Regions from separate parts of the Mus musculus genome. Here regions 2, 3, 4 and 5 are each linked to region 1. Evidence: chromatin loops called from intact Hi-C (ENCODE). Cell type or tissue: left cerebral cortex. All regions are shown on one strand. Links, peaks and the distances in the headings refer to the core of each region. The heading gives the core; the rest is flanking DNA.

Region 1 (6,091 bases), core at 713-5,712:
ACCTTTTGGAATCATAGACAATGCAGTGTTTGGGAAAACCATGACTGTGTATTTAGAGGGAGAGCTGCATTCACTGTAAGGAGAGGGGTAAGCATGAAAGTGTTTCCCAGACCACACACAAATTATCACATTGCCAAAGCTTTTCTAGGAACTAGGCTTAAATACAACTTTTGGCTGAGCTGAGATAAACATAAATTGGTCTAGTCAGAGTGACGCCCATGAACCCACCAGGCACAGCATAGTAAAATGCCAAATAAAGACAAAGAAAATAAATCGTGGAAGTCAACAGTTAAAGGAATGGTTTCATCAAAGTGACTGCTCCTCAGAAATAAAGAAGTCCAAAAGGCAGTGGGGTGACATCATCAAAGCATTAGTGGCAAAAAAGTGTCAGAAGAATATCTAAGAAAAGTGTGTTTCAACATAAGAGTGAAATAACATTTACCAAGTAAAAAAATGAACAAATATTATGTCTAATAGTCTATCCTTAAAATAATCGTTAAAGTTCGTTGGATTAAAAATAAATAGCACTAAAAATAACTGAAAGTCCTGAGAAATGAGGCACCTGTATACTATACAGCAGCAGGATAAGTGAGCTTTCATCTCTGAGTTACTGTGAAGTTCACTGCACGACAATAGCGAATGGGCACATAGCAAGCAGAAATATAATATATTTGACAGTAAGAACACAAAGTAAGTCAGCAGGAATACAGTCATACTATAGTAAAGTAACTACAAAATATCTTAAATTCAATAGAAAAAAAAGTCAAATCAGACAGAATAACTAGGGAAGCTCATACAACAACAAATTTTAAACATATATTTGCTCTTATTTCTTCAGTTTTTAAAACAGTAAGATTACTTGAAGTTGTATTTGTGACAACTTATGACTTCACCATGTAGACTACAAGTAGCATATGTGATAAGAACAAACAGAAAAATACAGGGAAAAATGTAACTGTACAAAACAAGTTTACTATAATTTATAGGATTTAAATTTGCATGGGGCTGAGATAGATTCTAAGTTATGATGTGCATTAAACCCCTTAGAACAACCACCAATACAACTCAAATACATTTAAAGTATGGTACTATATATATATAATCTGTTTTATTTAAAGTAATTTAATAAAGAAACAAAATGCATGAGACAGGGGAGCCCAAATTCCAAATATCAGGTATAATTATACTGTGGCAGTAAAAGCATGATCTACAAAATGTTAAAAAGCTTTAGCTATATATTGGACAGAGATATAAACAGGTTTCAGGTAATGAGGAAGAGAAAGATATACCTGGAAACGGGGAACGAAGGAAAGCTGGGGTGAACATGGAGTGAACATGGAGTGAACATGGGCTAATTTGAAAATGATAATGATATTGACAAGCTTTTAATCATAATGAGTGTAAAAAAATGACGATTTAGATTACTGGAATAAGAAATGAAGGGGCATTGCTGTTGACTGTATGGAAGTTGAAGGGAATATGAAAACACTATTGCTGATAACACCTGCAATTAGATAAACTGAGTGAAGTACACTCTTAGAAAACCATATATGTGTGTGTGTGTGTGTGTGTGTGTCTTGTGTGTGTACATAAACATCAAATGCATGCCAAAACAATGAATGACAGAAGGAGGTCATGGATTTGATGGACAGCTGGGAAGCGATTAGGGGAGGGCTGGCAGGGAATAAAGGGAAGGAGATGATATTGTAATTAAAATAAATCTCAAAAATACAAATAAATAAAAAAGACATTCATTTCTGAATATAATTGGCAGCTACCTCGAATTCTGATATAAATGGAATGTTAATTATGCTTAAAAGGATAGAAGTTATCATATTAAAACCTTTCCAAAACACATATCAGTGTTAACACTGGTGAAATTTACCAAGCATCAACAGAAAAATTACTACAAACTTTTTTCAAAATAGATGGATTTAAATGTATTTTCTTCTATATCCTATAAGGTCAGCATTATCCTGGTATTAGAAGTAAATAAAACTTCACACACACACACACACACACACACACACACACACACACACACACATACACACACACACACTCACACACACACACACACACACACACACACACACACACAGCCTAATCTTCCCTCTGACTGTATTTGCAGAACTATTCGACAAAATATTATCACACCAAATACAAATATATATTAAAATGTTTACACACAAATGCCAACCAGGATTATTCAGTTAATGCCTGATTGTATTAACATCCCCAAATCTATTGTTTATATACACTACTCACAGAATAAAAGACAGAAAATATAATTATTTCATGATCATTTGATAATCTGTATTTTATGTTAAAAATCATTCACTGAATTAGAAATAAAAACAGGCATCCACAATTAGATAATGAACATCTACCTACCAAAAATAGTTAAGATTAATGACCAAAGGATGCATTCTTCAACCTGAGGTTAAGAAGGAGATATGAATGTCCAATCTCACTTTTTGTCTTAACATTTTAATGGGGTCTCCAGTCTACATTGAGCAAGAAAAAGATTGGAATGTATGAAAATTGGAACAAACTAAACAAATTGAATTCTATTTGTGGATTATATGACCCCGTGTCTAGAGAACACACACACACACACACACACACACACACACACACACACACACAAAGAGAGAGGCGGAGAGAGAGATAGAGACAGAGACATAGAAAGAGACAGAGAAAGACAGATACACACACAGACACACAAACACAAGTTTACTAACTTGGCAACACTTAAGACAATAAACCAAAAATTAATTAATTCTGTTACATTTCTAAGACAGTTCTGTTTATAATGTTAATAGCACTATAAAAATAAAATTTATAAGTATAAATTTAAATAGAGGGGTGTGAGATTTGTATTATGAATGCTAATACAATGGAAGAAGAGACTAAAAGGACTTCAAAACCAGGAAGATATTGCATGCTTCTGCACTGGAAGACTCAACACTGTTGGGATGGCAAGACTATAAAGTGATTTGAGGATTCAGTGTAAATTCCAGCGAAGTCTCTGGGGGAGTTTAGGAAGAAATTGGAAAGCTGAAGTTAAATCCGAAGCGGAACTGCAAAGGACCAAGAATAGCCAAACAATCTTGCCTACTAGTCTCTGATTTCAACCATAGCAGAAAAGCTACGGTAATCAAGATAAGGCGGTACTGGCATAATTACAAACATATGGTCAATTTATTTTTGAAAAGGGTGCCAAGAAAACTGACTGGTGAAAAATAGTCATTTCAACAAATGGTGCTGGGGAAACTGAATGACTGTATGCAAATGAATAAAGTTAGAACCTCACCTCACATCATACATACAAAACTAAAACCAAACAAACATAAATAGAAGACAAGACAACTCCCCCCCCCCATAAAAAGTCAGAATGGACCACAGTCCTATATACAAGAATAGTTTCTATAATTCTTGGAAGAAGACATGCAAAAACCCCTGTGACTGTTAGATAAATGACAGAGTCTCAGGAACACACTGAACCCAAAGAACAAAGGAAACAACAATATCAACATCAATAAAACCATACCTGGACCACAACACAAACCAAGCCAGAACACAAGTCTTTCAGAAAGACCATTCTGATTTCTATGATGTTCGCACACATGAATTTAGATGCACTTGTAACTGGTTAATTACCATGAAGTAAGTCTAACTTCTACTTAATAAAATTGTTTTTTTTGGGGTATGTGCTTCAAAAAAAAAATAAATGTTTGAGATTCAAAGGAAAATAAAATAGCTGAATGGCAAAGCATACTAGCAAATCATTTTTGGCAAGTGGCTTCTGCCTAGATATCTAAGCAAGCTTTGCCATTTGATAATAATATGCCAATAATGGTATTAAAATGAGAAAAGGATTGGTAGTCTATTTCTCTAAGATCATATGCACGTGGCCAATAAGTACATAGAAGACAACTGTTAGTTCAAACTCAGTTTGAAGCTTTAAGTCTGAGTCACTCTACACTGACTGGGATGACTGAGAAAGACAGCAGCAAGTTTGGCAGAAATATGGAGAAAATTGGTCCACACGCATTGCTGATGGGAACAGAAAATGGTGCAGGTGCTTTGTGAAACAGTTTGGTAGTACTTTTATGTCCGTGATTCTCAACCAATGCTTTGCCCACTTATAGCTTGGTGACCCCTAACCATAACATGATTTTCATTGCCGAGGGCCATGCAAGAGGAATGATAAAAGGCTTTAGAACTCATGGAATACAGCTCATGGTGAGCCTTGGTGTGGCATGACCCTGAGGACCACGTATTCTGAGGACTTCATGCTGTTATGGAGTTCTGCTCTGCTTGCTGCTCTCACATCCCGATTACTCTAAGAACTGTATGAAAACTTTAACAAGGCTTCCAGCCCCTCACTGGACAGTATCTCTGGCACTCAAAATAGTACTGCTTGACCTCTTTCAGTCATTGCTGCTGGAACAGATTTAATGATTCAATCACCACCCTAGGAAAGAACTTAAGAGACATAGATTGTCAGCCATGACTACCACACTTAGAAAACATTTGGAAAAATTAAATTGTTAGCGAAGCTAGGTTGAGATGTTCTCATTACTGGGTCAGATGTAGAAAATCTTAGGGATCAATTTGAAGTTCAGAGAGGTACACTCTTACCAGTTAAGCTAGGATCTTTATGGCCAGGGAATAAGAACAATGACAGCACTGTCTGATGTGACTCTTACTGAGGCTGACTGGTGATGACTGATTTCTTATATCCATTTTCCCCCCTCTGCTCTCTGACATGATTTGTTAAGTACTGCAGATGAGTAGATACATATTCTGAGAATTTAGAGTAAATGTGACTGATCTTTATATAAAACTTTAGATTTGTGATTCTTTTAAGATTCTTATAAGAGTACCTTTATAGATAAATAATAAAATAATTATTTCTTTCTTTGTAACCGCAGTTTGCTGCCCAACAGAGAAACTGGCTGAGCAAACTCCCTAGCTTGCTTACATGTTCTTAGTCTGTAACAAGTTGCTTAGTAATGTGCAAGGGTTTTTGGAAATAATTTGTTCCTTTACTTGTACCACCCAATGTTATTTCTTGGAAAGGTATTGGAAAACATTGCTTTTTCATAGCCACTCACTAGAAAAACTAAAAAGTAATCACGTTGTAATTTTATATTGCTTGAAAGATTTTCTATGATTATAAGCTATGGAAGAAAGAATAAACTATGAGGGTCGGAGCATTCGCCAACTATGTGTATGTGTAAAATTTGTGTGAGTGCAGGGCTGGAACACTGGTCCTTCCATCCATCAACTATGTGTATGTATGTATGTATGTTAGGGTTTTGTTTGAGTGTGTTGGAACATTCATTCATCAGCTATTTTTATGTACATGTGTAAGGTTTGTATCACAGGGTTTGACACACGGTTCCTTCCACTCATTAACTATGTGCATGTATGTATATATGTAAAGTTTTTCTGGGTGTATTTTAGAGCTTGTTCCATCTACCAGTTATGTGTATTTACGTATGTAATATGCATGTATATATGTATGTATAGAATGCTGTATGTGTGGAACTTTCTGAAGCTTTGCTCTAACCATTCTATGTGTGAATATGCATCTGTGTGTTATAAATGTGAATGTATGTACGTATATATGCACAAATGTACATGTTTGTGTGTAGGATGTTATTGGACTCTGCATTTTGTTTCATCTACTCAGTGTGTGTGTGTGTGTGTGTGTGTGTGTGTGTGTGAATTTTCTCTCTTCTCTTTCTTGTCCTCAAAGGCTTAAAAGAGTTCATAATTTTTCTACTGGCTATAGGAAGTGCCAGTCCCAGTAAATTAAGCTTTGCTCCCTCAAAGAAAAGTCTACTGAGTAACTTCTCTAATTGTCAGCTGCCTTTGGCATCAGCCCCTGTAAGTCTCTGGATTCACCCTATCAGTGGCAATAAGCACTCCAAACAGCTGCCTGCCTCAGTTTTCCCACCACATGGATTCCAAAACCTGATCACTGGCAAAATATCTGTGTTTCCTGTTGGTTTTAGGCAACCCTTCTGAGTCATTTGATCCCTAAGGGAACCTGGCCCACAGGTTGATAATCAGTATT
Region 2 (6,091 bases), core at 596-5,595, 130 kb before region 1:
ATTTAAACTCCATGAGAGGTCCAAAAGGGGCTAAAGAGAAATCTCAAGTTGGTGAAGGCCTTGTTGTGGAAATACAAGGACCTGGTGTTGAAGAGATATAAAAAAAGTCTGTTGAACCAGCCTCTGTCTGTAAGTCCAATGCTGGGGAGAGCAGGTGGGGGAGGGAGGGCAGGAGACAGATGGATTCCTAAAGCTCGTTGACCAGCCACCCTGCCTGGTGACTTTCAGGTTCATTGAGAAATTCTGACTCCAGAAGTAATGTGGAAAAGATCAGAGATGACATCTAAGGATAAACTTTGGCTTGCTTGCACACATACATACCTGCACATGTGAATATCTACACACACACACACACACACACACACACAAACACACACAGAGCAAGGAAATTAAGAAGGTTTAACAAAATTTATCAAGTTCAAAGTTTGGAAGAAAGTATTTAAGTTTTTAAACAATTTTAAAAGGCTCAAGAAAGCTAGCACCTGACATCAATCATCTCTCAAAACATCAAGAGAATCTGAGAGCATCATCACACCCATACTGGTTGAAAGAAAATGAGAGTTTTAAGCTGAGAGCTGAGAAAAGAAAATTGATGGATGTCTCAGTGGTGAAGTAAATTTTCTCTAATAATAACTAACGGATGTTCAGATTGGAAAAACAATCCACCCAGGAAATCTAATAACTAATTGTTTTTGTTGCTGAAATGAGTTGGCCTTCTGTAGCTGATTACATACGAGGGTTGTGAGACAATGTAAACAGCAAGACATCAAGTATGTTTTCTGAGGATTCATGTTGAATGTGAAAACCTCGGGAAATATAAGGCATTGATTTTATTCTGTTCTAGTTAGAGATTTTAACAATGATTTTGGCAAAAATGTCTGAAACAGTTGTTAAAATTATCTTGCTTCTAATCAGGAGGGAGAAAGGCAGACTGTATTTTCCCAGATTTCATGTTTGAGTGTTTATTAATTCCTACTAGGAGAACTCATGAACATGTTATTAACATGGTATTGATATTGATACACATGGTTACTCTGTGAGACTCTTAAAAAGAACAGAAAGGTGGGTAGGTCCTGAAAAAAATCAGTTGTGTATGCAGTTGTTCAGATATGCAGCGTTCCCCCAAAGCCTCCTGTGCTGATGGCTTAGTTCTTTTGAGAGATCACTGGATTTCAAAGGTTCTAAATTTCTTCCCTTTTATTAAAAACAAATTCTTTTCTCACAATATATCCTGATTACAGTTTCCTCTCCCTCTACTCCTCCCAGTTTCTCCTTATCTCCTCTCCCCTGACTCCACTCCCTTTTTGTGTCTCATTAGATAACTATTGGCTTCTAAAAGATAACAACCAAACATGACCCAATAAAATATAACAAGATGAAGCAAATAAGATAATACCAAAGTTAGATATAGCAACCCAAAATGAGGGAAAGGGTCCCAAGAGCAGGTACAAGAGGCAGAGACCTATTCGTTCTCAGTCAGAAGGCCTGTAATAATATTAAGCTAATAGCTGTAATATACATGTAGAAGATCTGGTAAAGATTCATACCAGGACTGTACGTCTACCTCTGACACTGAGCTCATATACAGCTTGCTTAGTTAATTGAGAGGGCTGTGTTCTCCTAATGTCCTCCATCCCTCTGGCTCTTACACTCTTTACTTCTCCTTTTCCACTGGATTTCCTGATCTCTGAGGGGAAAAATTTGATGGAAACCTCGTCCCATTTAATCTCCCTCTCCTCCCTCTCCTCCTCCTCCCTCTCCCCCTCCCCCTCTTCCTCCCTCTCTCCCCCTTCCATTCTTTCCAGCCACAAGTATTCAGTAATATTTATTCTATTTCCCTTCAGAGAGAGATCCATGTATCAATATGACACTTCTTCAGAAAGATCTGAATCCAATTCAGATAGCTCAAGACCCAGATAGACCACTCTTAGACATGTATCCAAAAGGTATACCATCCTACCACAAGAACACTTGCTCGACATTGTTCCTTGCAGCTTTATTCATCATAACCAGAAGCTATCAACAACCCACATGGTCTTCAACAGGAGAATTGATAAAGAGAATTTGGTACATTTATATAATTGAACATTATTCAGTTGTTACAAAAAATGACATTGTAAAATTTGTAGGCAAATGGATAGAACTAAAAATCATAATCCTGAGTGAGGTAACCCAGATCCAGAAAAACAAATATTGAATGTATTCAGTTGTAAGTAGATATAAGCAGTTAAGTAAGTGATAACCAAGCTACAATTGATAGACCCAGAAAAGTTAGGTAAAAAGAAGGGGTCTGGAGTGGGGTTCTAACTTTTAACATCACATTAATAAATGTGTGGCTGAATAGATTTCTATAAAGTAGGGTGAAGTTAAAAGAAGTAGCTTCATGGGGGTACATAGTAGACCATTTCTCCTGACTCTGACTACTGTGAGTTAAGGAGCCTACTCTCAACAAATGTGATCCCATCTACAAAATGTCTTTTACTTGTCTTGGACTAACTGCAATGAAACTGCAGATGGACTGCAAGCTCAGAAATCAATAAGCAAAGCAAATTTCTCTTTAATATTTAGATATTCTATCACAACAATAGAACATAGAATATGTCATATAAATCACAAAGATACATAACAAATATGACCCTTACCATTTTTGAAAGCAAACCTCTTTCTGAATATTATACTGGTTAGTTCTATTGTCAGCTTGACACAAATTAGAGTTACCTAGGCTATCCAGAGATTGCCTCACCTGGGGATCCATCCCATACAGAGTCACCAAACTCAGACACTATTGTGAATGCCAATAAGTGCTTGCTGACAGGAGCCTGATATAGTTGTCTTCTAGGAGGCTTTTCCAGAACTGGACATATACCGAGGCAGATGCTCATAGTCAGCCATTGAACTGATCACAGGGTCCACAATGGAAGAGTTAGAGAAAGGACTGAAGGAGCTGAAGGGGTTTGCAACCCCATAGTAAGAACAACAATATTAACCAACCAGAGCTCCCAGGGTCTAAACCATCAATCAAGGAGTACACATGGAGGGACCCAAGGCTCCAGCCATATATGTATCAGAGGATAGCTTTGTCAGGCATCAATGGGAGAAGAGGACCTTGGTCTTGTGAAGGCTCAATGCCCTAGTGTAGGGGAGTGTGAGGGCAGGGAGGTGGGAGTGGGTGGGTATGTAGGGGAACACACTCATAGAAGAAGGAGGAGAGGGGACTGGGATAGGAGGATTCTGGGGAGGTGGAGAAATCGGGAAAAGGGATAACATTTGAAATGTAAATAAATAAAATGCCCAATAAAAAAAAAGAATTCAATAAAAAAAAAAAAAGAATTACCTAGGAAGAAAGAACCTCAGTTGAGGAATTAGCCACGTTCAGATTGCCTTGTAGTAGGCATGACTTTGGGTAATTATCTTGGTTGATGATTGATGTGGGAATATCTGGCCCACTGTGAGCAGCACGATCCATAGGAAGTGGGTCTAGGTTTCATTAAAAAAAAGCAAGCTGAGAAAATTAGAGGGATAAACAGCTTTAATCTACTATCTCAGCTTCAGTTCCTGCTTCCATGTTCCTGCTCAGTTCCTTATCTGATTTCCATCCAATCATGGAAAATCATGGACCATAACCCACAAATTTAAATGAAGCCTTTTGTCCCCAGGTTGCTTTTCATTACAGACACAGATGGCAACTGAGAACAAACATGAGCAAAACTTTATCTCATGTTTTATTGCAGGATTTTTACTACAGCACCTGATTATTTTTAAATTGTGACATTTTCTTGTTCTGAAACATGTGTGCTTTAATATTTATTTTAAATTTGTACATAAAAAGAACATATTCACTTTTCTAACAAATATTTTGTATATATGCATGGTAGTTGAGCATGAATACCCATGCTCATATGTGCAGGTGCCCAGAGAGGCCAGAAGAGTGTAGGAGCCCTAAAACAGAACTTGCAGTTTTTGTTATTCTTTTAGAATGTGTGTCATTAACTTTAATTCGGATCGTTATGATTTTTCTTCCACTAGTTTCTAATGTAGCCCATTTTTGTTTCCTTTGAGATAAATTAATAAGCTGCTTATTGAGATCTCTATTTTTTCTAATGCTATTATATAACAGCTAAGTTTTGACTAGCCTTAATTTTGAATTTTCAACAGTATCACCAATTACTTCTTATGTACATCAAAACTCATAACAAATAGTGAAATCCAATATAATGAAAATCTTTGGGGTTTATTTACACCTGTCCTTGAGTCTTTTTTCACAGTTTGACACAAGTACAAACAAGTGACATCACCAATTTATTTATTTTTAATAAAAGCACCAACAGCTACAAATATGTCTATGTCTCACAGATTGTTTTTGTGTTTTCACGGTGGTTTGACTCTAGGCATTTTGGAAAATCCTTTCTGATTTCTTTCACAACAAACTGGTCATTTAATGGTAACACCTAATTCTACTTATCAGTTATATCTGCCTTGAATTTTGGATTGGTCTAATGCCAGTTATTATTAAAAACTAGACAGGTCATGTAAGTGCAATTATCATGAACAGATGTTTTACTACACAGGTTACCTGATGAGACAGCATAACAGCACAGAACTTATTCTGCTTGAAGAAGGCAGGTACCTTCTTTTGCCTTTCAATTGATGCTGAGTGTCACAGCATAACTTTAGATAAAATCATAAACATGAGGTATCCTCGTTGAACAAAATCAGTGATTTTTGGAAAACCATTTTTTAAACTAAGAGTGGTACACTTGAGTTTGATTTTAAGCATCTATCTTCTGAGAATTTTATCCTTGTTTAGCCTCTTTAGAATCCACTTTCAAGTACTGTCTTGATTTCTTTTGTTCTTTATTCCCTAGTCCCAACAAATTCATAACACATTTCCAGATTGGTAATGTAATTATGAGTCCAGCAAGTGAAAACAGACAGTCTTTGCAAATCTTGGATTTATTGCTTATTGGATATTCAACTCAGCCAAGTTTTAATTCCTTTTTCTTTAACCTTAGTTATATCAACTGTAAAAACATAAAGTAAGAATAGTGAATATTTCAACACGTCTCTATTAAAGTAGTAATTACATATATTTTATATTATATATTTTTTGCAGAGTGGTGTATACAATATTTACATATCGGGCTTGAGTGTAAGGCAATTGATATAGACACCATTTCTAGCATTGCCTCAGGAGAGTTGGAACATTTGACTTTTTAAAATTTTTATATACAAAAGAGGTCATGGACATTAGGAAACTATGCCAGGAAAGATTGAAGTCTACCATATCTGGATAGCTCCTCTAAGATCTCATCCCAACTCCCACCCTTCACCAACCCACCCCCGCCCCCAACACACACACACACACACTTACTCCCAGTCAGACCAGGATACTATAAGACCCTACCTGTTCCAGACTACTTTTCATTCTTCTAGCCCCATGTATAACATTGCCTGGACACCCTAAGGGAGGAAACAGAGGATGAGAGAAAACCACAGCTGTTCTCTAACACACATATCATACATGGAATCTTGAAGGGGAAAATTTAGGTGGATCAGCAGAAAAAATAAAGAGACAGTACTACCTCTGCTTACCTGTTAGTTCAAGCATATTTTAATAAATTAGTAAATGGCATAGTCATATCAGTATGTAATTGTAAGGGTCCATAATTTGCGGAAGAATGATGCCCAACTCAAATAGTATGCAAAAGCAAAGAACATTTTATTCTGCAGAGTCCAGCATGCTGGGGTCTACCATTTACTAAGATGGAGATGCCCAAATGAGCTCACAGGCCCAATTTAAAGCACATTAGTGGATTTCCAGGGAGGGGTAGGTGACATTTATCTTAATTGACTGACTCTATATCTAGCAACACTCCAGAACCATTGCTGGGGACTGGGGGAAGGTTGAAAACTGTTGTTTTGGAAGCCTAGAATCTGTTGCTGACCCATTGTCCTTGTCTTGGACTGGGTAACAGGGTAGCTACAGATGGTGGGGCAGTTTCTGATTGGCTGCCTGATGCCTGGAGTATTTGCAGTCACTGACTTGCCTGGAATTGCCTAGTTTTTGGAACGAGAAATGTAGGCCTAGTCT
Region 3 (6,091 bases), core at 793-5,792, 390 kb before region 1:
AAGTTGACAAGCAAGATTATCCATCACACTCAGTCACAGTGGTCCTTGTGCAACAACATAAATTTACTCACCAAACAAAATATTTAAATAGGAAGAACCATACACATTCCACACAATGAAGCCAATTTAAGATAGTGTGAAATGGGGGAAATACAGCAATGGCATACAGTACCATAGTGAAAAACCTACTTTCCTCTTATGTATTGTTCCAGTTGGTCTTCCTCTTCAGGATGCCAGGCTGAGGCACCAAGCAGACTCCAGGCGCTTCTGCGGCACAGGTTTAAGGCTTGCTAATAATGTTAAATCCCCGCTTTGCTGCAGAATCACCTGGAGAGCCATCTGAAAATAGTAGCTTAGTAAACCTTGTGTAGCTCCAAGATAGGGAAAGTACAGCAAAGCAGGGTGTTTTGTTTGTTCCCTAGTTGATTCTAGTGTGGAGCCAAGGATGAAGAAAAAAGAACAAAACAAAATAGTGCACTGTCTTTTTTTTTTTTCCTGGAATAATTTTGGAAGCTATTTTGGGCATCCATCGCCAGAACCTGCTATCACAGCCAACCGGAAGGAATCACATGAAATGCTACTTGGAGAGACACTTACTATGGGTAATCTGTAAGCCTACAGCTGTAGGCAGGAACTGGGTTAGAAGGCTAAATCCAAAAGCCACTAGGGAGCTTAAGGATATGCTAAGAAGAGGAATTAAGATGCCAGGGCCAGGAAGGGGGAGTGGGTGGGTTGGGGAGCAGGGCAGGGGAAGGGTATAGGGGACTTTTTCGGGATAGCATTTGAAATGTAAATGATGAAATTATCTAATGAAAAATTTGTTTAAAATTAAAAAAAAGAAACAGTTCAAGCAATTGTCCTACACATCCTTAAAGATGTGATATATGAGTACTTCCTGTTGACTGTGCAAACTAAGCGATGTCATTAACATATTAATACCGTCCTAACTGAAATAATTAAAATGTTACCAAGTACTGAAGATTTATAAAGAAATATAAAGCTGAAAATTATTTCCACCCTACCCATTCGTACCTCCTTGTTAGTTAATATAAAGGATTTAGTCATTTCCTGACATTTCTCTCTCTCTCTCTCTCTCTCTCTCTCTCTCTCTCTCTCTCTCTCTCTCTCTCGCTCTCTCGCTCTCTCTCTCTCTCAATCATATATAAATGTTATATCATCATCTATACTTTCCTTAATGACTCATTATGATCCATCTGAGTGATTCATCTTTATGATCAGTGCATACATTTCTAAAAGATTCTTCTAATAATTGTATAATAGGATGGCTATACAAAAATTTAATCTTATTTTTCTCATATTTGAGTTTTGCTGCTTTTTGCCGCACCAAATGTATCATGTACTCATATCTGAATATTCTTGGGTAGTGACCTATTGAAATTTTTGTTGGATAAATTCTAAGTAGAATTGCTTCACCAAAATTATATGTGTGAAATGTACATGCATTTATAATTTACAATTAGCGCCAAAATATATTATAACTTTTGCAGCAGATTAGATGTGATGCTATTGTTTCCAATTTTGGTCATCAATGATTTATAATCTTCATTTAAATATACATATATATTATACATTATATATGTATTATATATTCTATATGTATTTATATATACATATATATGTATGTGTGTGTATACACACACACACAAACATATATATATATCACATTTTATTTTATTTTCCTAGATTAATAATGTGGGTTCTAAAACTTTTACACACTTACTGGTGGTTTAAATTTTTCTTTCTATGTCTTCTCTCCCCTCTACCACATTTCCACTTTTTTTTTTTTTTTTTTTTTTTTTTTTGTGAGAAAAGCAGCTTTGACTAGTTCAGGCTAGCTTTGAACTCCTGATTCTCCTACCACAGTCTCCTGAGTTACAGATGAACATTGTCACGGTGAGCTTAGATTTCTTTTAGGCATTTCTTTTAAATAAATCTTTATTTTTTTCCATGGAACTATTTTTGTTTTCTCACTGCTCCATGGTCAGACTTTGCAATCAGAGAATTTGTGCAATTGTACAGTATGCCTCGTGCTGTTTTTGACACCGATCTTTGCCTCTGCCTTTACCGAGTGTTCCTCTTACAAAAATGCATTTGCAGTACACTGTGCCGGTCATTTCTTCTGTGACTTTCCCAGTTTCTTACTTCTGACAGTCCCTACTGACAAACAATTCTTCAAACTGCTAGTAGTCTTTCTATAGATTTAGAGTTTTCTATTTAACGTTTTTAGACTGCTGCCTAAAATTTAGTTTTATGTGAGGTTTGTGGATGAGGCCTCTGTTTTTTTCTATAAATAAGAACAATTATCTCATCATAAATTATTAGCACATGCTTGACTCTGTGTTCAACCCGTATTATTTGTAAATACTAAATGATTTTCTGCTTTTGGGGCTCTTTTGGTTTTTCTCTTTGTCTGCTTAAAAACTTCCAATTAACTTGATTTCATGCTGATAGCCTCACTTTCCAGATCTTCTGACTCTAAGCTGTGCTTTAGTCCTGAAAGAAGTATACGAACGGTTAATTTTTACTTAGATTTTAATTATAGCTTAAATAATTGTGTAGTGTTTAAAGCGTTTACAAGTGTTTCTCATTTTTCTGTGCTAAACTACTGTGCAAATATACTCTTTGTAAAGTTGAACTATCCTCTCAAAGCCAGCAGAGGGCAGACAAGCAACTGTTTTTTGCTAGCGAGGGATTGAAAATAATTTTTAAATGTATCATTTTACTGATTTATGGAATAAATTTAAAGAATTCAAAATATTTACTCATTTAGGTGTTTTCATTGATCACAGTTACTCCTACACAACCAAACCTTACCTAAATATTTTCATGCCTTCCATGTATTGTTGAATTTAGGGATGAACCTAGGTCTTTTTTTGAAAGGGAGAAAGAAATTTGGGGCATAAATTTGGTTTATGAATATAACAATACAAGTAACATGAAATTGATATAACATGGCATATATTTGATGTGACTCCTACTTATTATTTTTTTAAAGACCAAAGCTATGAAAAATTGCAAATGACTGTACAATAGTAAGTGCATGTTATTTTTTACCATCCATTTCTTAAGATGAACAGTGCTCTAATGTGAGACTAGACATAGAAACAGTCTTCTGTGAGCAGCCACAGTAGATATCTGTAAAGTTCCTGCTCATTTGCATACCCTGTAGGAAACCTGAACACACCCTGTACCCAACAAGCGAAGACAGGGCTAATTGAATGAATTTATAAATGGGCTGTTTTTAGATGTTTTGAAAACCTTCGTTATTCCAGTGCTGTTTTTGATTGTGGCCTGCTGCTTTTGGCTATTTATAAATATTAGAATGGTGGAGACTGGATGAAGTAGGAAACGCTCCACTGAACCTCTCAGGGACAGTAATTCAATCAGGCAAAGGTTATAAAAGCCCCGTGGGCCACTTGTCTGTTATGTGACAGCACAGTAGAGCTGGTTTTGTTGTGTCAATTTTTTTTTTAAGTCAGGAAGCCTAGTGCTAAGTTAATGCTCTATCAGACCAACTTCATTACTCTGAGTTTGCTATATCCACTTAGTTTTTGTCCCAGATAGAGTTCTGTCTGTTGTCAAGCTATAGTATTTGGTGTATAAGTATGTACTTATTTTAATATGTAGAGACATGTGTTAATATACTCTAAAAAAATAACAATATAAATAAAATTAAATAGGGACAAGAAAGTATTTACAGTGGTTTAAAATTTTACTCTGAGTCTAAAATTCCTTGAACAAATGCATTTTGTAGAAAAACTTTAAAATTTAAAATAAATATCCAGATAATATACTCTAAAAATTACCACTGTTGAGATTTCCCCTTAAAAATATTTCACATAGTACCTTGCTAATGGAAACAAATTTAACTTCAGTACTTTCCAATTTGTATTTACGGTTGAGAATACAGCTCATTCGACCATCATTTGCTAACTCCAGATGCAATTCTCAGCACACACACACACACACACACACACACTCACACACACACACACTCACACACACACTCACACACACACTCACACACACTCACACACACACATTCACACACACACACACACTCACACACACAATCACACACACACATTCACACACACACATACACACTCACACACACACACACACACACTCACACACACACACACACACAGAGGCACGTGTGTGCAAGACACAAATGGAGTTATGAATCATGGAAACCTAAGTCTTATGAAGTATGCTCATTTGAAAATGGGCTTATGAAGTATAAAGGAAAATATAGATCTGTGGACACAGAGCCCGCTATCTTACAAGCGTGATCTCTTACGGTCTCTATTGCTGTGAAGAGACATCCAAACCACAGCAACTCTTACAAAGGAAAACATTTCATTGAAGTTGGCTTACAGTTTCAGAGGTTTAGTTCATTATTACCAAGGCAAGAAGTATGGCAGTATACAGGCAGACATAGGGCTGGAGAATGAGCTGAGAGTTCTACATCTTGATCTGCAGGTAGCAGAAGGGGGACTGTGTGCCACACTGAGCATAGCTTGAGTATATAAGACTTCAAAGCCCACACCAACAGTGACACACTTCCACCAACAATAACACACTCTCTCCAACAAGGCCACACCTTCTAAAAGTGCCATGCCTTATGGGCCAATCATTGAGACACATGAGTCTGTGTGGGCCAATCTTATTCAAACCATCACACATGGGGACCAGAACTCAATCAGGTAAATGCAAGTTGAGCATATAGCAGCCTGCTTGTAATCCCAGAGCCCTGGAGGCAGAGGTGGGGTTCCTGCAGCAATCTGGTTGGCTAGATTGGCTGATGTGGCGAGCTCTGGACTGAGCTGAGAGACCATGCTTTAACATATAATGTAGAGAGTAATAGAAAAGACATCTGACATCAGTATCTGGCTTCCACACACCAGTGCACACACATGCACATAAATCCTCACACCTGTAACAGACATATGAATAAATACATTTGTAACATTTGCATATGTACTTGATGATCCAAGCTTTTCTAGCACTGAGGAAAAATCAAGTAGTACCTTGAAGAAAAAAGGGTTTATTTCACTACAAGAACTTACAAATATATCTGCACATCAAATAAACCTTGTCAGACATAACAGGATCAAAACTGGTAAGATATTTTTATAATGTATTATAAATCATAAGTCTCAGAGTAAAATTTTCTCATTCATGGGATAAACTCTCCCAATTCAGAATTTAAAAATAAAACATATGTTTCACAATACAGGTGCCAATCCAAAGTATTATGAGACAAAACATCTCCACAAGGATCATTGGCTTCCCTTTGTGATGCCCATCTGCTGCTGGGCATGGGAGGTACCTTTAACTGTGGTTTATAGACCCAATCATGTGATGGTTGTCTGCTGCTGGGCATGGGAGCTGCCCTTACCTATGGTTTATGTACCCAATCACATCCTACTGGAGAAGACTGAGTTTTTCTTTGTGAGCAGTTGTCACTTGGAGATAGCTTGTTCCTCTCTCAGCACTAGGACCCCATCTGGCTTGAACCTGTGTAGACCCAGTGCCCATTACCACAGTAAGTTCTCTGTGAGTTCATATGCATTTCAGTTATTTTGTTTCTGGAAGGCCTTGTTTCCTTGGTGCCTTCCATTCCCAGTGACTATTACAAACTTTCCACCTCTTCTTTCAGCAAAAATTCCCTGAACTTTAAAGTGAGGGGTTTGATGAAGACATCCCATGTAGGATGGAGTGTTCCAAGGTCTCTCATGTTTTGCACTTTGTCTAGTTGTGGGTCTCTGTATTAATTGCCATCTCCTTCAAGATGAAGCTTCTTGGATGCTGGCTCAGTGAGATACTGATCTATCTACGGACACTTGCAGAATGTCATAAGAAGTCATTTTATTCCTGTTTCTTTAGCAGAACAGTAATATTTGTTCTTTTCTAGTTCCATAACCTATCTAGTTTCAGGTTCTTGGACACCTGAACAGTGTTGGGGATGGGTTCCAAATCACAGAGTGAGCCTTAAATCCAACCAGACAGTTATTGGTTATTTCCACAGCTTTTGTGCCACTCTTCCATCAACCTATCATGAAGA
Region 4 (6,091 bases), core at 566-5,565, 210 kb after region 1:
CACTTATCAGCGAGTACATATCATGTGAGTTGGCTCATTTTTTAATACCACCTGCCACTACAATTAATTGCTGCTGAGAGGAATTAGTCTTCTGGGATGAGTCCCTGATAAGCTATCTGATCCTAACTCGTAGCCATATGTGGTAAGACACACACACACACACACACACATTTTGCCAAAATGCCAAGATGGTTACCTATATAGTTGAAATTAGAAGATACTGAGATATACACTTGTTCTATTCAGTTACTACTTGCCTTGTATTTGTATCGAAACCATCCTTATATGTGAAAAATTAATTTGTTATTTACTAAATCTTTGTTATTTTCATTGCTTATCCTTAATTACTTATTTTCTTTGGCGCATTATCTTATGAAACTGTATTATACATTCGAATCCATCTTGATTAGCATTAACATAAAACATTTTTCGCACACATCATGAATTGTTTTTGTATCACTAATTGGCAGTGTTCCAACTCACTATCACAACATCTCTAGTGATGTACAATGAAAGATTTTGCTTCCTGTTCCTGTGGCCTTAAGTTCTGCTGACCTAGAAGTTTTGGGTCCTGACAGGGGAGTCCTCCTGCCAGGAGACAAAGCAAACATTCCATTGAATAAAAAGTTCAATGGACTTCCTTCCCCTGGTTACTTTCCCTGGTTATGCCTCTGATGTTCTTAAGCCCAAGAGGCTAAGAAAGGAATAACAGTGTTAGGAGGATTTATTGATCCAAACTACCCAGTATTGAGATTCTACGAATGACTTGTGCAGAGGAACTGTAGTGGAATTTAAGATTTAACAGAATTAAGGGGCTCAAAGCCATGATACACCATAGTGCTTTATGGGCATTTCATGGACCTTCTGTTTCAATATCTCAAAGTTCAAAGTAGAGACAGAGAAACTATGAAAAACTTACAGAATATTTCTCATCACGATCATCAGATTTTCTCAGGAGACTGAAGGTCTCATGGTGAATGGTAACTTCAGTATAGTGTCTCTAAAAAGCTAAGCTGCATTGCTAAAGGTAGGAGAGGACACTTCTTGCCAGCATCATTGCTTTGGTAGAGACATTAATTGCAGGGGAGTCAAGGAAGTTCTATGGGGATAGGCTTTACACAGCTGGATGCCATGGGAAAGTCTATTGCACGCATGCTGCATGGGAAAATTGTGTTGCTTCCTTGCAATGGAGATAAGGAAGATTATGCAGGAGCTGCACAGAATCCTTTAGGGCATTTCTTGTTGTTATGTATTGTGTTTAAAGTCAATCGAGAACTAAAAAAATCCAATCCAGGAAGGACACAACAGATCTGAATTCTTCATGAACGAAGGTAAGAGTCACTCCTTTCAGTTCTCAAGAACTACTGAGGCGCTTTCTAAGGGTGGGAGAAAATAGAATGTGTAATAGAAGACGGTATTTATAGCCACTAGTAGAGGGTACATGACCATATGCAGAAGTGCACATTGCAATAATGTGCTTCCATCACAGTTTGAAATACTATATACATTGCATATATATATATACATACATATATATATATATATATATATATATATATATACATAAACACACACACACACATACACACACACACACACACACACACACACACACACACACACACAGCAGATATAATGTACTAAAAGGCCAATCATTCCACCGCGGACATTGCCCATTGCCACCTGTGATAAAATATATAACTCATTTGAGGTTTCTAAGTGGGACAGATGTGTCATGCTAGGTAGAATTATGCTGGCTATTTTTTTCATTTGGAAATTATGTATGACATAAAGAGGTGGAATTTTGTTTGTCAAGTTCACAAGTTGACATCTTGATATTCAACTTTACCATATTTGGAATTAACTATAACCCAAGCTGCTGAATATACCTCTGTGGGATATTCTTGATTGGGTCATTCGAGGAGACACATTAAACCAGGGTCATACCTTCTGATAGCAGCCCACATAAAAGGACCAGGAAACACAAAGCTGTTGATACTTTCCCTGCTTGCTCTCTCTTTCATGGACAGTTTCATCTATCCTGTGGTTGAGAAATTCCTTTCCTGGTACCAGAACTTATATCTTTGGCATCGCATACAGCCTGGTGCACTCAAAGAATACAGGATTCTTAGCCTTTCCATTGAGAGACAGGCATTGTAAAACCAGCCAGACCACAATCTATAATCCATTTATGTATTTTCATTATATTGGGTCTGTTCTTTAGAGATTCTGGCTAATACTATTATTTCATTTGATACTCAGGACATGTATAATTGAAAAATCACCCACTATAGTATACATAAAAGTAGTTTTGTGCTATACTCCTTTTAAACAATAAATATAGAAAGTAATATTTGTAATAAAATGTACAAAAGAAGCATTATATATCTATGACCATGATCCTATATGTATCTACGAACTAAATTCATATTTTCATCTTATGCACTAATACTACTAAATGTAGACAATTATATGGAGATAGTTTTAGTTCACCATACTGTTTAATTTACCATCTATTAAAATCAGTGGAAGCCAGTGATGGCCTTAACATTAAAACTGTTCATATATAATAAAAAGTACAAAAAGACTTTTCACTTCATGAATGGATATTTAGTAGCTCCTTTATTTTTTTACATTTCTGTGAATATTTAGGCAGTGGTTATCAATGTGGGATGCTGAGATAGCTGGACTAGTATCATTTTGGAACTTCTCAGGAATTATAAGGTTGAGACAGACAGCACCTTTGACCTGAAGGATGCATGGCTATGGGGGTTGAGACCAAGCAAGGTTCATTATAAGAAGCTGCCTTGGATATATATATATATATTGTATGCTGAATTGGATGGACAATAAGCTATAGGAACATTCACAATGGTGTTTCTTGTGTTCTTGCTAATGGGATAATCTAGTGCTTTTGCAAACTTCTTATACGAACCTTTCTCCATTTTGATAGGGAATGACTGTTCCTAGCGGCCAATGTTAGCGTGAGACAAAATAATTAGCCTCTGGACCTGGAACATTCCAATCAGTCCATTAGTCTCAACAGACACAGCTTCTTTGAGGGGGGAGATTTTGTTCACACCAATGCAGTGTATTGTATAGACATTGTTAAGAGTGTGGCCTCTCAGGATCCACCCGAGGCTTAGAGTCCCAGCATCTACAAAGAACTAGGACACTCAAGTGAGCATGTTTGAGAAATAGTACTTTATGTAGCATATAACAATAATACTATTCATCTACTAATGTTTAATATTTTTACACTCAATTCTTACATTGTGATGCGAAACTTGAATAACAGTCCAGGAGAGAAAGGGATATAAATCATATGGCTCATCTTAAACTTTACTGTAGAGTCATCAACTAGTTAAGTTCTTCCCCCAAAAGAACTTCATCTAGTGATCATACTTCAGTGAGTCAGGATGTGCACATCATTTCTCAGTGAAATCTGGATTCTGCTCTTTGGGGCTTCTAATACTGCTTACTCTGGACCCTTGCTGTAACTTCTATTCAATGTCTACTTGATGCTTAATTCTCTTTGTGTTCCTTTAGTGCATCAGTATCTTCCTCTCTCAAACATTTCCTTAATGTATTGGTTTTTATCTACTGGTGTCTCCTTATTCTTGATCTATATGAATGGACACACACACACACACACACACACACACACACACACACACGGTCGGGGAGAGGGAAAAGAGGGAGGAAAGAGACAGAGGGAGGGAGAGAGTCACAGAGAGAGACAGAGATGCTTGAGGGAGGAGGAGAAATGGGGGAGGGGAAAGTTTCTGGGGACTAGAACATGTTCTTGGGGCTGCCAGACTATTGAAAGCTGAAATTCAGTCATGCAGACAGGGAACACTTAACATGAGATCCTCAGCGCTAAGGCAATGAATGGAGGCGACCTGAAGAGGTAAGGCAAAGTGACAGACCCAGCCACACCCTAGACTGATTCAGGTTCCGGTGAGCTTGACTACCTTGCCTCTGATTCAAGAGAAGAAAGCGGCAGAGAGCCACAGCAAACACAGAAGGCCACAGAGCAGGAAGGTTCCCAGTTCTCAAAAGCACATGCCAACACAAGCTTTCCTGTAAAGATGATTGTGTGGGAAAAGCGCAGGCAGGGCAAAGAGAACCCATTTATACTTTAGATCACCCGTGGTCCTCGCCCTCATCAGGAGCATTGAGACCAGAGTGATCCTCAGCAGCCCCGGAGAAGCTTTTGGGGAGAAGAGTGGAATGTATCCACGAGCGCGTGTGCGTGAGGAGGAGAGAAAAGACGTGATGACTTCAGAATTTATTTAAGGGCCGCCGGTGGAAACCACTGCGGCAGCTTCCAGGGGAAGCCCTTGTTCCAGAGGAAGAGGAGGTGGAGATTGCCAAGGAGGAGGAGGGGAGGAGACACAGAAGGAGGAGTATCCTAGGCTTGCACTAGGCAAGTGAGAAGATGCTGTAGCATCCTCACTCAGTTCCCAGCAGGTTGGTTCTGTCGGCCAACTGATGCAAGCAGATGAATTGCAGAGGGACTGGAAGGAAAAAAAAATTGTTGCAGCGGGCGGAGGCAGCGCGCGATGATGGGGCGGGGGTGTCTTCGGAGGTGGGTGGTGTGCATGTGTGTGTGTGTGTGTGTGTGTGTGTGTGTGTGTGTGTGTGTGTGTGTTTCTGCTTACCTTCCCAGAAAAGAAGCACCTCCTTTAAGTGAAAGGATACACCCTAGAATAGAAGTAGGCTGGGCACCCAGAGAAGACCTGTCCTGCTTCTAGCATCCCCAGGGGACTCACTTCCTTTTAACCATCAAACTCCCAACATTTACCATAAACTTCACAGGGGCTCCGGGTGGGGTATTGGGTGGAGAATGTCCCTTCCATATAGGTACTTCCCACACTTCACCCCAAAGTTCCTGTTTGGAGGGACACGTCTTCACCCTCTCTGGGTGGCCCGGGATGCCAAGGGGAGAAGTTATGCTACGTTAAGTTTCTGAAAGTCAGATCCAGTCCCGGATTACCATCTCTCCGCCCCGGGGCTCCTGCTGCACGCGAAAGTGGCGGCGGCGGCGGCGGCTGCCGCTGCTTGGGCGGCAAAGGGACCGCGGCTGCTTTAAGAACCGCCTCCCCCTCTCTTCCCTTTGACAATGGTCTGAACCGAGCCCTGCTTCCCAAAGCAAAATTTGTAATATGCCATTTTTCCGATGGACCTTTCTCCTTTTGGCTGCTGACGGAGCCACGGGAAGATGCCGAACTGCTGCCACGTTAGGAAGCCAGGGCACGTTCCAAGAGAACGCTGGGGCTCGCGAGTGTCTAAGCTGTCTTTCTCCTCCCGTTGCTAAGGAAATGGTCCAGGACTGCTGGGTGTGAGCCTCACCTCTCCTCCAGCCGAGACTGCGGTTGTCATTGACAATTGAAGAAACAGGACCTGAAATAAGAGACATTAGGTACAGAAACTGTATTCGAGTTGCATGGTTTCTCTTCCGCTTCGGGTTTTTTCCCCCCTTGACCACCTCCCCAGCCCCACCCCGCCCCCAGGGAAGAGGAGAGGCAAAGTCCTCCTTGTGGGTATTAGTTACCTTTGCTTTCCACCCATCTTCTCCATCCCCGATTTTTCTAGCTCCTGCCTAGCTCGTTCTCTCCTGGGGCTGATGAACAATTTTAGTGTGGAAATTATGAAGTCAACTTCTTTCGGGGTGGTGGGGGTGTGGCTGAGCAGTAACTGTCCAGCAGTGTGGGGTACGCTTGCTGTTTGACCATCCGAGCAGGCACAGAGGTAAAGAAAGTGAAAATGCTTCCATTAGACATGGTAGGAATATTTCCCGAGGACAGGGGATTTCAAAGAGTTAAAGAGGAGGAGAAATATTCGTGTAATGTAATCAGACAATGGCTAGGCTTTCTCTTACTGAATTACTCCTTTAACGGAGACAGAGCTGGGAGGGTTCCGAAGACTAAGTAAGCCTTTGCCGAAGAAGAAACTTGTTACAGAGAACGACTGCTTCTTTGCCTGTGGTAGTGTATAATTTCTAGAAATATAATTAAATGAAGTTATCGACTTACAGAAATAAAAGTCTTTTGGAATGTTCTTGTCTGAATAGGTATAGCTCCTAAGA
Region 5 (6,091 bases), core at 667-5,666, 160 kb after region 1:
TAATACTTCCTATTACCTAAAGTGAGAATTGCTTCATATCCCTTTATTTTATTTTATTTTATTTTATTTTATTTTATTTTATTTATTTTTTTACCACATCTGAATTACACCTTTTCAGTTTGCAAGGTTTCATTTTTGTTTGTCTAAGGACACAGAGAACCTTTATAAACTGCCATGTGTCTTTTTTTCTGAACTTTTGTGCAACAATATTTAGCTCCCATAACCTAACTGAAAAGCCTACTACTTGTTCCATTTACTCAACCCACTTGACAAGTTGCTTGATCATAAAGACTTCTGCAACCTGCATGCTTCCCTGAGGAAACACCCCAGAAATACCATTTGTTTGCATTCTAACTCCTACACTGAGGCAAACTAGCCTTGTTTGCAATGACAGCTCTGAAGTAACACCTGACAGAGCTCAGTTTACAAGTCACTAGCTCCAGATTCAGATCAAATACAGGAAGATATAGACCATGTGAACAAATCCTCAGAACTGGATGGACAGGAAAAAATGAAAATGGGATAATGTACTATATCTTTTGTATGAGTGAGTGGACAGTGTCATGTGACTCTATTCAAACAACGTTTACTTATAATACTTCTTTTTTTTATTAGATAGTTTCTTCATTTACATTTCAAATGCTATCCCCAAAGCCCCCTATACCGTCCACCTGCCATGCTCCCCAACCCTTCCACTTCCGCTTCCTGGCCCTGGCATTCTCCTGTACTGGGGCATATGCTCTTCACAATACCAAGGGCCTCTCCTCCCATTGATGGCCGACTCGGCCATCCTCTGCTACATGTAATACTTCTTAAACTAGCATTTCTATTTCATATGTGTTTGAGAGAGCATACAAATATCATCCTTACAAAATGTCCTGAAGTGGGTTAATTAATTAAACTCTTTTTGTTCTCGAAGGAAGAAAGACTGAAAGACAAGTACAGACAGAGAATCTGGATTTGTCTATCCATAATCTTGACTCCAAGTAGCAAACGGATGTGTCAATATACATTTCATCATCTTTCTGACTTTAAACGAGTAAGTGGTTTTCAATACCTCGATATTAAAAGTAATGCCACATCATTAATCTTTGTCAGAATATTTGTTGTCCTCAATAGGATAACAGAAAAGAACACTGTAGGTCAAAGGGTATGTATTATTGCTAAAGACATTTTTTTATAAAATGGCTGAAATGAAATTGCTTCCCAGAAAGAAGGTTCTTGGCTCTGTTCCAAGCACGAGTGAGTGCCAAACCTGAGGGCTTACGCCTCACTCTCATTCTTGAATCTTTGTGTTTTCTATATTCGTTGCTCATATAATATTTATTATATCAGCTATGATTACCATTTTAAAATAAGAGAAGGTGTGATTTCAGAAATTGCTTTGTGAGAGCCTCTCAAGTATTACTGCACTCTTTTCATTCTGATGTAATATTTCCCTTGAGTAAACTTTGCCTCTCATTTTATTTATTCTGGTTTTGCATTTGTTTGAGATTTAATTCATGAATATAACGTTTTTGCTCACATTCTTCTCCATTCTCTCCCAGTCGGGTACTGTCCTTTTCTACCATTTTACCCTTTCAAATTTCTGAGTTCAAAAGCAACAACAACAACAAAAGCCTACTTAGTGTTGCCAGTATGTGCATGCTGCATGAGCATGAGACAATCTATATTAATATACAGGAATATAAGTAACCTATCAATGACTGGTTCTTTGATGAAATCCAAGTGTTCTCGCCCAAGTAGCCATAAACTGCTAATATCTTCTCAGCCAGAGGTGGGAATTTTTGAGCTCATTTTCTATTGTATAAATTGTAGAGGAATTTTAATCCTGCAAACAAGGCTGCTTTGGTAAGGAATCACATACACAGACTTATGTCTGTGTGATCTAATTGGAAGACAGAGACGCCACCTTTAATCCCTCTTGCTGGAATGCAGACATGCCCTTAGAATATACTTTTACTGCCAAACAATATAAGTCGGGATAGTTTTTAGATGAAAACAGTCCTGTTTGAAATCAATGTCTAAATGAGGGGCAAAATGACAAATCAGAAAGAGATTTGACAGAATAAGTCAGAGATTGGATATGCCTAATTTTCATGAGAACAGCACAGAGAAGCTTTCAAAAAGCAGTGCAGTCAGTTGGGAGTCAGTGCAGTGTGTGCAGTGCAGGGGAGTTGAGTTCCTTAGTGAGTTCATGCAGGTCAGGGCAGGTCAGCAGAGGCAGCTGAAGCCAGAGCATAAGAAGGAGCCAGATGATTAGAACAAGTTGCCAGAGTTAGTTTGAGGCCAAGTGGAACAATTCAATGACAAGCCCCTATTTGGGGCAGCATCAAGTGAAATACATTTTATGTTTACATGTATATGTTTTTGGAAACTTCTATACTAGCATGTTTTTATACAGGTACTTTAAAAGACTGTAGTGCTAGTTACCCACCTACCTACACACACACACACACACACACACACACATACAACTTAACTAGCATGTTTTTATACAGCTACTTTACAAGACTGTAGTGCTAGATACCCACTTACCTACACACACACACACACACACAACTTAACCTGCTCTGTTCCATTATTCCCCTTCCCATCTTCAAATCACTTATATTCTATCCCCTGCCTATGAAATTCTCCATGGCCCCTTATTAGCTTCCTGTCTTCCATGGGCACATATCAAAAGAGTGAAGCTAGCATCCACTTATCAGGGAACATGTACCACATCTGGCTTTCTGGGTCTTAGTTGACTCCCTGGGAATGATTATCACTAACTCACCCATTTATGTTTATTTTTCTTTTACAGCTGAATGAAATTCTGTATATATACCACATTTCATTTATCTGTTTATCAGTTAATGGACATCTAGGTAGTCTCAAGTTCTTGGCTATTGTGAATAGAGTAGAAATGAACATGGAGGAGCAATTATCTCTGTAGTAGGTTATAAAATCCTTTGTTTATGCTCAAAAGTGGATAGCTGGATCATATGGTAAGTCTATTTTCAGTTTTGTGAGGAACCTCCACACTGATTTACATAGTGGCTATACTAGTTTACACTCCCACCAGCAGTGACTAACTGCTCCCCCTCCACGGACAGACATCCACACCAACATCTGTGGTGCTTTGTTTCTTTGCTCTTTATCATTCTGACTGGGGGAAGATAAAAATCTCAAAGTAATTTTCATTATCATTTTTCCTATGACTTATGATGTTAAGCATTTTTACAAATGTTCTCCATTAAATTTAAATTTGTCAGCCGTTTATGTTTTCTCTTTTGAGAACTCTTTTAAAATCACGGCCCAGTTTTAATTAGGTTGTTTGTTTTCTTCATGTCTAATTTTTGTTTTTTAGCTCTGTGTATATTCTAGAATCTAATCCTGTTGTTTTTAATATGAAATCACAAATGTCTGATTTATCAAATGAAGAATCAGGAGCCAGATACTGTGGTGAAAGCCTGATAGTTCAGAGAGGCAGAGAACGCACCCAGCTGACCTTCCTACTCCAGTGATACCGAGGAAGAAAAATGCCCTTTCTCCTTCTTCACACTGTCTTAAATACCCTTTCACTCAAAGACCCTTCTGTCTCTTTCCTGAGTTTTCCTGTGTTCACTCACTCTCAACTGGTTGCTTGCTTTGCCTGTCATTGACTTTATTTAGCTCTTGTTTACATAGAGCTCTTGGGCTAAAGGTGTATGCTAGAGCTGAGGGACACCACAAAGCCTTGTTTACACTAAACAGATAGCTCTTGGATTAAAGGAGTCTGTAAGTGCTGAGCTATATCACTAGAAACAGATTTTACCCTGTTCACCATCTCAGGGTTCACGAGATGGTCCAATATCCTGCAACATAACCCTCTGGCAGATGTAAAGCCATTTTCCCATTCTCTGGGCTGCCTCATCACACAAGCCATGGTACCCTTTAATGGGCATAAATGATTTTGCAGGGATAAACTCTTATGCACAGTGTGAAAGCATTCACTTGTCAATAAAAGTCTGATGATCACTGAGGGGGAGCGAGTAGGTAAGACATCATATGAAACTGGGGAGAGGTAACTAACCAGCAACACGACAGACATAAAATGGTGTAAGGGGGTTGATGTACATTAAGAGTTACTTGGGGAGCAAGTCTAAGCTAGAGCCAAAGTCATAAATACATAGATAATTCTCCATGTCCTTATCCGGGAGCTGGGACAGGCTTAGAAAAATCCCAAGTAATTATACATTTTAATTTCATAAGGCTCCATTTATTAGCTGCTGATATCGATATCTATGATGTCTAGGCTGTCTCCATTTCTTGCCTATTGTGAATAGAGCAGCGTTACTGTGGATGAGATATTTATCTCTGTAATAAGATGTAGCATTGTTTGGGTATCTGCCAAGGAACGGTAGTACCTGTTCACAAAATAACTTCTAGCTTCGGCGGGGATGGAGGGGTGGGGTGGGGGAGTGGGAGGTGGTGTTCATATCACTTTTCACAGTAGTTTCAACACACCCAACACTAAGTGGTCTCCTTTCCTCAATTCAATGTCAATATTCCTTGTCATTAAAATATATATATATATATATTTATCTTAGGCACTCTGACCAGGACACAGTGGCATTTTAAAGTAATTTTAATGTTTATCTCTCTGATGGCTAAGGATGCTTAGCCTTGATCCTTTAAAACATAGTTTTCATACTTTTGCATTTATTAAGAACTCTTTGTTTAGCTACAGATCTTACTTTTTAATTAGATTGTTTGTTTTCTTGGTGTGTACTTTTTTCCCCTTTGTATATTCTAGACTTTAATCCTATGTCAGATTTGTAGCAAGGAAATCTTTTCCCAGTTCTTCTCTCCTCGAGGGAGTTTGTTCCCAGGGAGTGGGTTTGGGGAGTTTATTTCTTCTTCTGCTTCCAGTTGGCTCTCTTTTGTGTTTGTGGCTAAAGATGTGATGCCTCAATTTACTGCTTCAGTTACCTGCTGTCATGCATGCCTCTCCCTGAAATTATGAATCTCTCCTTTGAAATCATAACCCAAAATAAAGTCTTCTGTAAAAAGAAGCCAGCTCTCTAGGCTGACTCTTCATACAAATGATGTTGTTTTCACTTGTGCCCTTCCCCCAGCCTTGAGCAGGCTAAAAGACCTTAATTATTTGCCACAGTTGGTCTTCCTTGACCTAACCCACCTAGGGTGGAGTCTTCCAAGGTAGGTGGAAGTCTTCTGCTTTGTCACACTTGCAGTTTCCTGCAGGAGCAGACTGCCTGCTGAGCTTGCTTTGCAACATTGTCCAACTGAAACAAAGCAACATAGTCCAACCCAAACAAAGGATGGGTGTGTGGGGTTTTCCCTATATAAACACAGAGCTGAAAATTAAACTTTGAGCTTTGATCAGAAAACTTTGTCTTGGCTTCATCCTTCTCTAGTTCACCCATCCTTTTTCATTTCCAGCCTCCCTTTCAGGTACCCAGTTCTCCATAGCTGCTGGACAGCTACATTACTATGCAGATTCTTTTTAATTTCACAAAGGTGCATTTGTTATTTGATTCATTTTCCCCTAGCTGGGCTGCCTTGTCTGGCCTCAGTGGGAGAGGATGCTCTTTGACCTGATGAGACCTAATATGCCAAGATAGGTTGTTAGCTGGAATCAGAAGGAGGTTCCATTTCTCTGAGGAGAATAAGGGGGAGAATACAGGGAAGGAGATTTAAGGGGTACTGGGAGGAGAGGACTGAGGGGACTGCAGTCAGGATGTAAAATTAATAAATTAATTAATGAAAAAAGGGAAGAATTAATATTGAGAAACTGGCCATTCTACCAAAAAGCTACATACACATTGAATATAATCTTCATCAAAATTTCAATGTAATTATCCTAAGAATTTGAAAAGAAATCATAAAATTCATATGGAAACACATAAGATCAAGGATAGCTAAACAGCCCAACTATCCTGAAAATGAAAATACCAGTGTTGCTATCACCATCCCTGATATCAAAGTATAGTATAGAACTATATCATCAAAAGAACATGGTACTGAAAAGCATAATGAAACATTGATCAGCAAGATAGAATCGAGGTTTTATTATCTGAAACTATAATTGTTCTCAATGATAATA

Evidence for each region. A loop is a pair of places that touch in the nucleus more often than their neighbours do. Peaks named below come from ENCODE experiments on the same cell type or tissue, not always from the same donor. Only the 100,000 strongest peaks of a DNase experiment are listed, where the experiment ranks them.
Region 2: it touches region 1 in a loop (2.4-fold over the local background); 2 of 42 quality-filtered maps call a loop at or near these places.
Region 3: it touches region 1 in a loop (2.1-fold over the local background); 3 of 42 quality-filtered maps call a loop at or near these places.
Region 4: a loop joins it to region 1, with 5 times the contacts of the local background. A loop is called at or near these places in 2 of 42 quality-filtered maps.
Region 5: it touches region 1 in a loop (1.9-fold over the local background); 3 of 42 quality-filtered maps call a loop at or near these places.

What each region holds. Positions count from the first base shown.
Region 1 is chr10:106,251,224-106,257,314 of GRCm38, forward strand. No RefSeq gene overlaps it. Among named protein-coding and RNA genes, the nearest start is that of Ppfia2, 220 kb to the right of the region's middle. In left cerebral cortex, for the core only: no CTCF peak of the experiment used is centred there; DNase peaks (open chromatin) are centred at 3,127 and 4,064.
Region 2 is chr10:106,124,208-106,130,298 of GRCm38, forward strand. No RefSeq gene overlaps it. Among named protein-coding and RNA genes, the nearest start is that of Ccdc59, 290 kb to the left of the region's middle. In left cerebral cortex, for the core only: no CTCF peak of the experiment used is centred there; no DNase peak of the experiment used is centred there.
Region 3 is chr10:105,864,857-105,870,947 of GRCm38, forward strand. No RefSeq gene overlaps it. Among named protein-coding and RNA genes, the nearest start is that of Ccdc59, 26 kb to the left of the region's middle. In left cerebral cortex, for the core only: a CTCF peak has its summit at 2,676 (motif pointing right); a DNase peak (open chromatin) is centred at 2,676.
Region 4 is chr10:106,465,167-106,471,257 of GRCm38, forward strand. It overlaps Ppfia2 (protein tyrosine phosphatase, receptor type, f polypeptide (PTPRF), interacting protein (liprin), alpha 2), which reads left to right and starts at 5,144. Exons shown (of 32, transcript NM_001205341.1): 1 at 5,144-5,425. In left cerebral cortex, for the core only: no CTCF peak of the experiment used is centred there; DNase peaks (open chromatin) are centred at 3,469, 4,347 and 5,078; H3K4me3 peaks cover 1,831 bases; H3K27ac peaks cover 1,685 bases.
Region 5 is chr10:106,412,142-106,418,232 of GRCm38, forward strand. No RefSeq gene overlaps it. Among named protein-coding and RNA genes, the nearest start is that of Ppfia2, 55 kb to the right of the region's middle. In left cerebral cortex, for the core only: no CTCF peak of the experiment used is centred there; a DNase peak (open chromatin) is centred at 3,057.